Regions from separate parts of the Homo sapiens genome. Here region 1 is linked to region 2. A link is an interaction called in ENCODE POLR2A ChIA-PET data of the cell type or tissue named here. Cell type or tissue: OCI-LY7. All regions are shown on one strand. Each heading gives the region's core, and the rest is flanking DNA. Links, peaks and the distances in the headings are about the cores only.

What was found. ChIA-PET counts read pairs that join two places held together with the same protein. Peaks named below come from ENCODE experiments on the same cell type or tissue, not always from the same donor. Only the 100,000 strongest peaks of a DNase experiment are listed, where the experiment ranks them.
Region 1: POLR2A ChIA-PET joins it to region 2 with 11 read pairs; 9 of 35 experiments call an interaction of 5 or more read pairs at or near these places.

Annotation. Positions count from the first base shown.
Region 1 is chr11:121,492,102-121,497,478 of GRCh38, forward strand. It overlaps SORL1 (sortilin related receptor 1), which reads left to right. Exons shown (of 48, transcript NM_003105.6): 6 at 4,768-4,948. Among named protein-coding and RNA genes, the nearest start is that of SORL1-AS1, 42 kb to the left of the region's middle. In OCI-LY7, for the core only: no CTCF peak of the experiment used is centred there; a DNase peak (open chromatin) is centred at 2,770; H3K4me3 peaks cover 1,649 bases; H3K27ac peaks cover 4,054 bases.
Region 2 is chr11:121,427,762-121,433,138 of GRCh38, forward strand. No RefSeq gene overlaps it. Among named protein-coding and RNA genes, the nearest start is that of SORL1, 22 kb to the right of the region's middle. RefSeq lists enhancers at 2,530-2,659, 2,730-2,799. In OCI-LY7, for the core only: no CTCF peak of the experiment used is centred there; DNase peaks (open chromatin) are centred at 2,000, 2,700, 3,030, 4,380 and 1 weaker place; H3K4me3 peaks cover 3,674 bases; H3K27ac peaks cover 5,000 bases.

The sequences.
Region 1 (5,377 bases), core at 151-5,150, 64 kb after region 2:
TGTAATCCCAGCACCTTGGGAGGCCGAGGTGGGTGGACCATCTGAGGTCAGGAGTTCGAGACCAGCCTGGCCAACATGATGAAACCCCATCTCCACTAAAAACACAAAAAGTAGCTGGGCATGGTGGCGGGTGCCTGTAGTCCCAGCTACTCGGGAGGCTGAGGCAGGAGAATCGCTTGAACCCGGTAGGTGGAGGTTGCAGTGAGCTGAGATTGCGTCACTGCACTCCAGCCTGTGCGACAGACCAAGACACTGTCTCAATAAATAAATAAATAAATAATAACTGTCTCAATGAATGAATGAATGAATGAATAAAAATAAAATTGCACCTACTCCCCCATTACTCCCAATCTCCTGTACTGTGTTCTGTTCTGTTTTGCAGAGCACTTTACCACATTCTAATATACTATTATTATGCTTATTATTTGTCTTTCTCCCTTCAATAGAATGAAAGCTTCCCAAGGGCAAGGACTTTTGTAAGTTTTGTGCACTGATATATCCACAGTGAATAAATCCTTAAAATTGTAACTTTGGTAGAGAGTGCCAGATTTGATATAGAAAGTGTCAAGTTTGCACTCATCTCAACAATATAGAATAGTGTCTCCCTCCACAGCCAATGTGTTAGGGAAGAAATATTATCTCTGTGGTTTAATTTGCATTTTCCTTATTATGAGTTAGAACATCTTTTAATCTGCTTAAGGGTCATTTTTTTTTTTTTTTGAGACGGAGTCTTGCTCTGTTGCCCAGGCTGGAGTGCAGTGGCGTGATCTTGGCTCACTGCAACCTCCGTCTCCAGGGTTCAAGCAATTCTCTGCCTCAGCCTCCTGAGTAGCTGGGATTACAGGTGCCTGCCACCACGCCTGGCTAATTTTATTTATTTTTATTTTATATTTTTTAGTGAGAGTCTCACTCTGTTACCCAGGCTGGAGTGCAGTGACACTATCATAGCTTACAGCAGCTTCAAACTCTTGGGCTCAAGTGATCCTCCCACCTCACCCTCTCAAGTAGCTAGGACTACAGGCATGTGCAGCCATCCCTAGCTAATTTTTACATTTTTTTGTAGAAAGGAGGTCTCCCTATGTTTCCCAGGCTGATCTCAAACACCTGGCCTCAAGCAATCCTCCCACCTTGGCCTTCCAAAGTGCTGGGATTATGGTTTGTTTTATTTATTTGTTTGTTTGTCTGTTTAAGTATGACCAGGCTGGAGTGTAGTAGCGTGATCTTGGCTCACAGCAACCTCTGCCTCCCGGATTCAAGTGATTCTCCTGTCTCAGTCTCCCGAGAAGCTGGGATTACAGGCACCCACCACCATGCCTGGCTAATTTTTGTATTTTTAGTAGATATGAAGTTTCACCATGTTGGCCAGGCTGGTCTTGAACTCCCAACCTTAGGTGATCCACCCACCTTGGCCTCCCAAAGTGCTGAGATTACAGGTGTGAGCCACCGTGCCTGATCTCATGCCTGTTTTCTATTTGATTATTAGTCTTTTCATTGTTGGTTTCAAGGAGCTCTTTATATATTCGAGATTAGCCCTTTGGCTGTGATATGAGATAGATCGTATGTGTGTGTATTTATATTTCTATCTCCTAGTTTTTCATTTGTTTTTAGACTTTTACTTGTAATTTTAGTCCTCATTAAGTGTAATGGTCCCAGAAGATGTAGATACTGCCTTTGTTTCTTTTAGTTCTCCATGTAAAGTGAAATGTCTTTTAGTTGGTATTGCTTCCTTAGTAATAGAGGTAAAGATGGAGCTGGTATGTTGAGGAGCCTTACAGCTGACCATCATCAGACACCCATAGATTCTGTTTATGTTTCCACAGAGGGTAGCTGTTTCTGACCCTTTTGTTATTTTCCTTGAGCAAAAGTTGTGGGATCTTAGTGAAATTATAACCACAGTCTCATCCAAGGACACCCTCTGCTCAAGGAGAACCATTAGAACTTTCTTCTGCTTTATTTGAATTTTAAGGGGAAAAATTGTTCTTTTATCTGCTTAAGAAACTATAAATTAAGAGGGCAAACCAGCAGAATTACTAGATAAGGGAACATACAATTTAGAAATTTTAAGTTCTAAAATCATATTGTACCTTCTGCCTCTGTGTAGATATACAGATATCCTGGGAGAAAGGACTGGTTTATCTCATTGAAGCTAATGACATGTCGGTTAGGGGATTTTAGGCTATTTGTGGGATTTCTCCCCCTAGGTTTCCCCATAATAAGTGAAAGCGTAATCTAGTCTCTCAGAATAATGATATACATTTGTTCAACAATGCTTGGCGAGTTGGGAGCAGCAGGAGTGGGAAAGCTAAAAATTTACATGGTCCGGAGCTTGAGATTGGCAAGACAGAACAGTGGAAGACCTGGAGGGGGCTGAGGGGACTCAAAGATACCCTGTGGAGCATCATTGAGGGATTTCAGGTGAGGCCAGGTGAGGCTGGTGACTGCTCAGAGATAGAGCAAGGATTGGAATTTCTCAATGAGGACAAAGACAATAGAAAGTAGGTGTCAGTGAGCGTAAGACATTGGAAGTCTAAGTGATTGCAAAGTATGAGAACTTGTAGGTGGAGCAGCTTGCAGAAATGGGAGGTCCAAATATGGATTACGGAAGAAAATTGGGATGAAAGTCACAGTTCTTTCTATCTCTAGGTGTTGGCTGCTGCTTTTGGCTAGGAAGGAATAATAGAGGTGAGCTGGGTCTCAAAATAGCTCAATAAAGGTTCCTTCCTCTCTGCCGTTTTAAAAATACCAAGCAGCCTCATTTTAATTTGCATATCCTCTGGCTAGAGGAAGTACTTTAATCAGTACTTCTAATTGTGGAAAAGAAGAGAACATGCCACCACCCGCCCACACATGCACACAGAGGATCTGATAATGAAGAATAGTGTTCTCCCACACTAGGACCAAAGCTGCTGGTTTCTCCGTTGCCCTAAGAATCCAGATTGTAGGGCAAAACTCAAGTCTTGCTCCCATTGTAAAAAGAAGCTCTTTTTTCTTTGTTTTTTCAAGACAGGGTATTGCTCTGTTGCCCAGGCTGGAGTGCAGTGGCACAATCATGGCTCACCCAGCCTCAAACTTCCAGGCTTCAATCCACCCACCTCAGCCTCCTGAGTAGCTGGGGCTACAGGTGTACGCCAGCATACCTGGCTAATTTTTTTAAATTTATTTTTTGTAGAGGTGGAGTCTCACTATGTTGCCCAGGCTGGTCTTGAACTCTTGGGTTCAAATGGTCCCCCTCCCTACCCTGGCCTCAGCCTCCCAAAGTGTTGGGATTACAGGTGTGACCCACTACATCTGGCAAAAGAGGTTCTTGTTTTTCTGTTTCTTATTTTCCTTTTTGGGAGGGGTGGGGGGAATATGCTCTTGACAGTATATCTCTGAAGGAATTTGACACGATTACCTTCATTATTCTGAGAGCCATCATGCATATGGGATTGTATAAGGGCAGTTACCTAACTGAGGCCTTCTGCTTTTCCTTGAGTCATCACTCTGTATTCTCACTACAAGACTATCTTCCCGACTTTACCATTTATTTTTTCCATTTGCTGAATGGTTCCCATGGCCTTGGTGTTCTTGAGAATGTTAGGAGACCTGGAGCAGATAAGTTGTCCTCTGAGCTGCTGTGTGGGGATTCTTGGGGGATCACTGGCTCAGAAGTTCTTCTCCAAGGTAGTTTGGCCTGGTCATTCTATGTTTTCATTTTGGATTAGCTTCTTGAATTGCCCCACAGATCCAATGCAGAAAGTATCTCTTCAGCTAGGAATACTATAGGGTAAAATGAAATCTAAGACATGGCCTTCCGAGGCATCTATACTGTGTCTAGGAAGCTCAGACAAATACATAATGGTGAACAATAAAATACAGTGTCTAAGAGGCATTACTGCATAAAGGAATAAGACTGATTCTAAAAAATCACCCAACTAAAGGGGTTTTATACCTTTGTTTGGAGTTCAAACTCATGTAAAAGGCTTGGAATTGGATGCTGCAGAGGGATGTTATTGCTAGTGTTGGGAGAAGAGAGGACAGCACTGAGGAAGGCTTCCTGGAAGATGAAGACTTGAACTTGATGACAGAGGAGAGTAGGAATTGGATGGAGGGATCAGAGTGCGTGCAGAGGGCATCTCCTCACGAGAGTGTGGTGTTTGCAAAAGCACAGTGGGAGAAAGGTGCCCTCCCTTTCTGAAGGACATCAAGGAGATCAGTATGTTTGAGAAAGAGTTTGTGGAAGAGCCTCATGGGAGACGAAATGCACAGGCAGCTCCAGATTGCCTAGATCCATGACATTGGTAGGGGACAGGGCAGAGACAGGGCAGCGTCACTTGGAAGGATCAGGCTCAGAGGTTCATGGTGTGGTTTCTCCAGTAATGTTCTTCAGAGGATGTAGCACCTTGGGAAAACTCTCCTTCATTCCTCTGAGATTCATAACTTTAGACCAGAAACTTGCTTATAGCTTCAAGCAGTCCCTTGCTTATTAATTTTGAAACATTTTATCTTGTACTACTACTTTTTGCTCTTCCTAAGCAGGGCAGGGTTGCCTTGAGCTAAACCCAGGATGCTTTGAAAACAACATAAAACACCTTGCAAATGGCAATTTGTCCCCTCTATCCTGAGTCAAGGAGTAACCAAAGGGATATGTTTGAGGCACAGAGAGTATGATCTGTGGGTCACACCATGGTAGGCCTAAACTCTAGTTGATTATCCCATTGCAAAACTTCCATGCCTCTAGTAATTAAATGTGCAAATGATAACAACCTTTTTTTTTTTTTCTGCCAGGGGAATTGATCCCTATGACAAACCAAATACCATCTACATTGAACGACATGAACCCTCTGGCTACTCCACTGTCTTCCGAAGTACAGATTTCTTCCAGTCCCGGGAAAACCAGGAAGTGATCCTTGAGGAAGTGAGAGATTTTCAGCTTCGGGACAAGTACATGTTTGCTACAAAGGTGGTGGTAAGTTGAATGTACTAAAGAATAAACTACTTTTGAGTTTCCTTTGTGAAGTTTGGCATTCTGTGATTAAACAGGTGAGTTTGCATACACAGGAATTGGAAGGATGTGCTTGGGACAGATTGACTGAAGGGATCTCAACATTGACAACATTGACGAACATTCCGAAAGGGCTTGGCAGGTGCTAGGAAGTCAGAGGAGTGGAGAGGCCTAGGACAAACACTCAAAGTGGCTCTAGGCTCTAGGAATTTGGTTGTTTCCTGGTAGCCAAGCATCCTTGACAAAGACGTATTTCTTTGAAATCCCAATGAAAAGAACAAAGAATGGAGAGGGGAGGGTGGCTCAGTGGCTTCTTTCCTTTAATCCCACTGCCTGATTTCCTTTAAACTTATGCTGATTTCTTTGAGATTTTTCAACACATGTCAATTTACA
Region 2 (5,377 bases), core at 192-5,191:
TATACAATAATGTATGTATGTATAGAATGAATGAAAACGATGGATGGATGGACTGATGAATGGATGGATGAAGAGTGATGTGAGGTATTCACATCTGACTCTTCTTGGCACTACCCTACTGTGAGAAGAGCTTCTCTTGAATCTGATGAGAATTGGTGAAAACAAAGGGCAGGCAAAACTGTACTAGCTCCTGGACTCTTTCCCACAGCTAGGGAGCCCTGGAATGTCTCCCCACAGAGCCCACCCATGGCCCATCCATTCTCTACAGAGCCTTGGGGTTTGTTTCTCCACAGTAGTTCAGCCCTCCTCGCTGATCAGAGCAGAAAACCAAGGTTCAGAAAAGAGACCTGATAAGCTTGTAAACACACAGTTCATTTGTAGGAGAGATAATTATACTCAACAGTCATTAACTTTAGCCACCCCTAAGTCACTTTGAGTTGACCTCCATGTATTTGGCTGTCACTCTGTGGATGGCCTCATCCAGGCTCGTGAGGATCAAGGCAACATTACGAGGCTCACCATTTTAGTCTACATCTCATCCCACCACTTATCAGACTATGCCTGGTGGCAGAAGCCTGTGGGGTCGGGGTGTGGAGAGGCTTGCCAGGGCTTGCTCATCATCAGCCGGTTATTGGGAATCCGCTGGTGGAAGTGTCAATCCAGAAGGGAAAGCTGAGTGGAGAATGGACCCTGAGTCAGCAACATGGAGCGCAGGGTCTGGACTTGGAGTAGACCTTAGAGATAACCCACCCCCTATTTCCTCTCAGAACCAAAGGAGTTATACATGGGGGACTTTGGAACGGAGAAGTGGGTCAACGTTGACAACGAAGAGTAAGGACAGCGAAGATGTGAAAATGAGGAGCTAGGTCAAGAAGCAGCGTGTTCATGGGCCAAACCTTTCACTTGGGCCCTGAGCAATGCCTCTCTGGGTCATGGGGACATCTTAGAAAACTTATCAGGCTAGAGAAATTGCACCTTCTTTCCTAGTACCCTTTGTCACTACCACATCCAGCAGTGGCTGCTCTTTTATCCCTTCCTTTAATCTTCTCCTCATCCTCTAAGCAAACCCTGCTCTTCAGAGAGTAACGGTGTCAATGATGTATGTCTTAGCACGACTGGACCCTCCCAAACTCTAATTGATGGGTAGTGTCTGTCTAGAGAGCCCTGTGTTGAGAGTTCTGAGGCACGCAGTGGGCTGAGTGGGACACTCTATTCCGACCAATTTATGGTGTCAATCACGGGTAGGGGAAGGATCAGTGAAGGGATGTATGGCCAGGTATTTATCATGCCTGGCAGAGTGAATGTATTTAAGTTCATTGTTACTTACGCCAAGATTATTTGCAATTTCAACCTTATTTCTTTTTCTTTTTCTTTTTTTTTTGAGACAAGGTCTCACTCTGTCATCCAGGCTAGAGTGCAGTGGCATGATTTTGGTTCACTGCAACCTTTGCCTCCCAGGATCAAGCAATCCTCCCACCTCAAGTAGCTGGGACCACAGGCTACACCCAGCTGATTTTTGTACTTTTTTTTTTTTTTTGGTAGAGACAGGGCTTTGCCATGTTGCCCACGGTGGTCTCGACCTCCTGGGCTCAAGTCATCCACCTGCCTCAGCCTCCCAAAGTGTTGAGATTATAGGTGTGAGCCACTGTGCCTGGCCTCAATCTTATTTCTAATTTGGCATAAATGGCTTTTGTCTTCTGGAAAAGAATTTCAGATGTCAACAACAGATGAAAAATATATTTCATGGACTCAGTAGCTTCTGCAATCATATCACTAAGGAAACAAATACTTTTAAAAAGATCTACAAGCATCCTTAAGTGTTTTTGAATACATATCTTATCACAAGAGCTCTAAAGAATTTATCATTTTTTCACGTAAGAAAATCAAGCTTTAAAAAAATTAACTTTTCCCCCATACCGCTAGTATCAGCAGAGCTCAAATTTCACTTCAGTTCTGGCAATTTGCAGGGCCCAGGATTTTTTATTACACCAGTAAATAAGTTCCTCTTTTGTCTTTGCTTAAAGCAGTCCTGGGGATGAGGGTAGAGGGAAGGAATGGCTACACAGAGACAGAAGACATCCCTGCCCAAGAACACACTCACATCCCAAGACTCAGGAAACTTTAAATCCATATATGAACGAGAGAAGGTGAACCTAACTGGAACTGTATCCACAGCTCTTGTTTATATAATGAAGAAATACATAATTAGAGTTGGGAGTGATTAATCAAGGATAACTTCCTGGAGGGAATAATTTCAGATTAGAGTTTTGAAAGATGCCAGGAGGGAGAGGATTCTGAGAATAGAAAAATGAGAATCTCATTCATAATTTCATTAGTTCTAGCTTTTCAGATGGGCCATGTATGCAAATGTGTTTGAATGTGAGAAGCTGTATAAAGAAATCACCTTTTATTTCTTTGGAAATTTCTGTTATGTTCTGTTTAAATGGCTGAAACTCTAGGGGGGCCTGCTAAGATTATTAAAAAGAAATTGGTCATTAAATTTAAACTGTCTAGTAGATGAATTTAAAAAGCCAGCTGTCAGAAAACCCCCTCACTTAAAAATAAGGGGCATCATGGAGTTATCACAGAGGAATTATGAATAATATGGCTGCGGTCCCTCTACTTTCTGTCTTTTTGGTTTTTACCCCAATGAAGAGAAAAGGAAATTAGGGAACTGAGAGTATGAAAGAATAAACATGGCTGATGTAATTACATAATCTGCGTCAAGAGACCTTCTTTTTCTGTCTCACAGGTGTGTCTCTCGTTACTAGCTGGGGAGGTAAGGAGGGCAAGTTGGGGAGGTGGTACAGTTGAGTGACCCTTTGATTTAAAAAAATCTAAATTGCAATGTCTGTGTAGATTGTCTTCATCATCTAGTGGTCCACCATGAAGTGCAAAGAGTCCTGAGAGGATGACCCCTGACCCTTGACCCCTGTCCTCAATGCCCACCATGGCATCAAACCCACAGTGTTCCTTTCCCCTACTAAATGTACACCAAAACACCATGGCTTTTTCTTTTTTTTTTCTGAGACGGAGTCTCGCTTTGTCACCCAGGCTGGAGTGCAGTGGCGCGATCTCAGCTCACTGCAACCTCTGCCTCCCAGGGTCAAGCAATTCTCATGCCTCAGCCTATAGAGCAGCTGGGATTACAGGTGCTCGCCACCACGCCTGGCTAATTTTTGTATTTTTCATAAAGACTGGGTTTCACCATGTTGCCCAGGTTGGTCTCGAACTCCTGGCCTGAAGTGATCCACCTGCCTTGGCCTCCCAAAGTGCTGGGATTACAGACGTGAGCCACCAGGCCCGGCATGAGCCACTGCGCCTGGCCATGGATGTTAAAACAGCCTTCTATTGAGGAGTTTAGAAAAGTATTCTAGCTAGATGGAGTTGGGGGCTGTTTGGGATGGCTGTGCTTCAAGCCTTCCTTCTGGGAAATGTCCTTCCCCCACATCTGCTGATTACTGTGGGCACATGACTCCACTTGACCGACCAGAATACCCCATCCTCCTGGATATAGAACACTGGGGCATGTGACCTCAGCAGAATCCTCTTCAGGGACTGATATGGACTGAATGATGTGGTGGGGAGAGAAGGTTCTCTCTTTTCTCTTTAAGGATAGTATAAGCCAGGGACAATTGGTGATCATCTTTGGGTCATATGGACAAAATCTGAGTGAAGCCAATGGACCCAGGTACCTATAGAACTAAGAGGTGACAAAAAATTAATAGTCCTTATAATTTGAAATCCTAGACTCAGCCAGGCCTGAAGTTAGATCACCTCTAGACCTCTTGGTTATATAAGTCAATACATTTCATTTATCACTTCAGCTGGTTTTAGTCTCTACCCCTTACATCTAAAAGACTAGTGGCTAATATAGAGGGAAGCAGACACAGGTAGAGATAAAGGGTTGTGCCTCTTTTAGATAATTTTCTCCTTTGTACCTTTTACAAAGGGCTGGATCTTACTGCTTATGCTTTCGGAGGGCATCCCTCATAGACATTCCTTTCTTCCTATCTTCTCTCTCATTTTTATTCTCCTTTTAACCTCTTCTCCTTCTGCTTCCCCATCCAATCCCCCTTTCTCTTGGAATCTACCACCTTCCTTGGAGAAATAGTCAAATTTCAGTCTCCCTAAGTTTTTTCTTGTATATGGTAAGTTTCACATTCTCAAGCTCCATGGGGTATCAGTGGCTTGACTCATGTACTCAGTACTGCTGCTCTGCAGCCAGAAGGGGAGAGTTCTGGTGTTAGGGTCCATTGGCTCCCACAGGAAAGGAGGCAGTTTAAGCTTAAGTCCTGAGGATAAGGGAAGGAAGTATAAGGAGAGCAGCATGTCACTCCGGGCCATGGGTGCCTTACTCTCTGTAACCAAACACAGGTCATGAATTCAAGGACTAATTGTCATAAAAACATTTATCTGGTCTAAATAAGAAATTCATATTCCTCTGTTATCATAAATTTGACACTTTGAGAGCACTAATCTTGACTCATTTCGTGAAGAAAGCATTTTTCCTTTCTGAGTTGTCTCTCTAGTGGATATTCATCTCTAAATTGCCAGATAATAAACAGCTCCGGACCTAGACACTTCTTCCTAACCACTTGTTTCCCTGCCTTATGTTGCTGGTGTAGGGTAAAGGTGAGAGGATGGATTAGTAAGCAAAGTTTCAGTTGCTGTATCACTATATTAAAAATATATCTAAGATCTCATTTGGGAGTGTGAGGATTGAAACAGTCAAGAAAACTTGCTCGAGATAGCTTTTGACAGCAAGCTGACCAATGCTTAAAAATCAGGGCTGGATGCGGTGGTTCACACCTGTAATCCCAACACTTTGGGAGGCTGAGGCAGGAGGATTGCTTGAGGCCAGGAGTTTGAGGCCAGCCTTGGCAACATAGTGAGACCCCATCTCCACAAAAAATTTAAAAATTCAGTGAATGTAGGGGCAGGTGCCTGTAGTTCCAGCTACTCTGGAGGCAGAGGCAGGAGGCTCACTTTAGCCCAGGAGTTGGAGGCTACAGTGAGCTATGATCATCACACTGTACTCCAGTCTGGGCAGCAAAGCAAGACCCCATCTCTTAAAGAAAAAATCAGAACTTAAAACAACCTTACATGTGCTTAGGAAGGTTTTTGACTCCAAGAAAAAATTCAGGAAGAATTTAGAAGGGTCTATTTCTATTTAAGAAATCCAAAGGTAGTTTGAAAAGTGACTGAGAATAATTAAAAGATAGGGGGAAAGGAATAAAATTATTTCTAGGTATTCACACTTAACTATTATCTGTATATTAGTTAACATTCATATAGCTGGTAACTATGTGCCAGGTACTGTTCTAAGTACTTTAAAAACATTAACCTATATAGGCCGGGCGCAGTGGCTCTCACC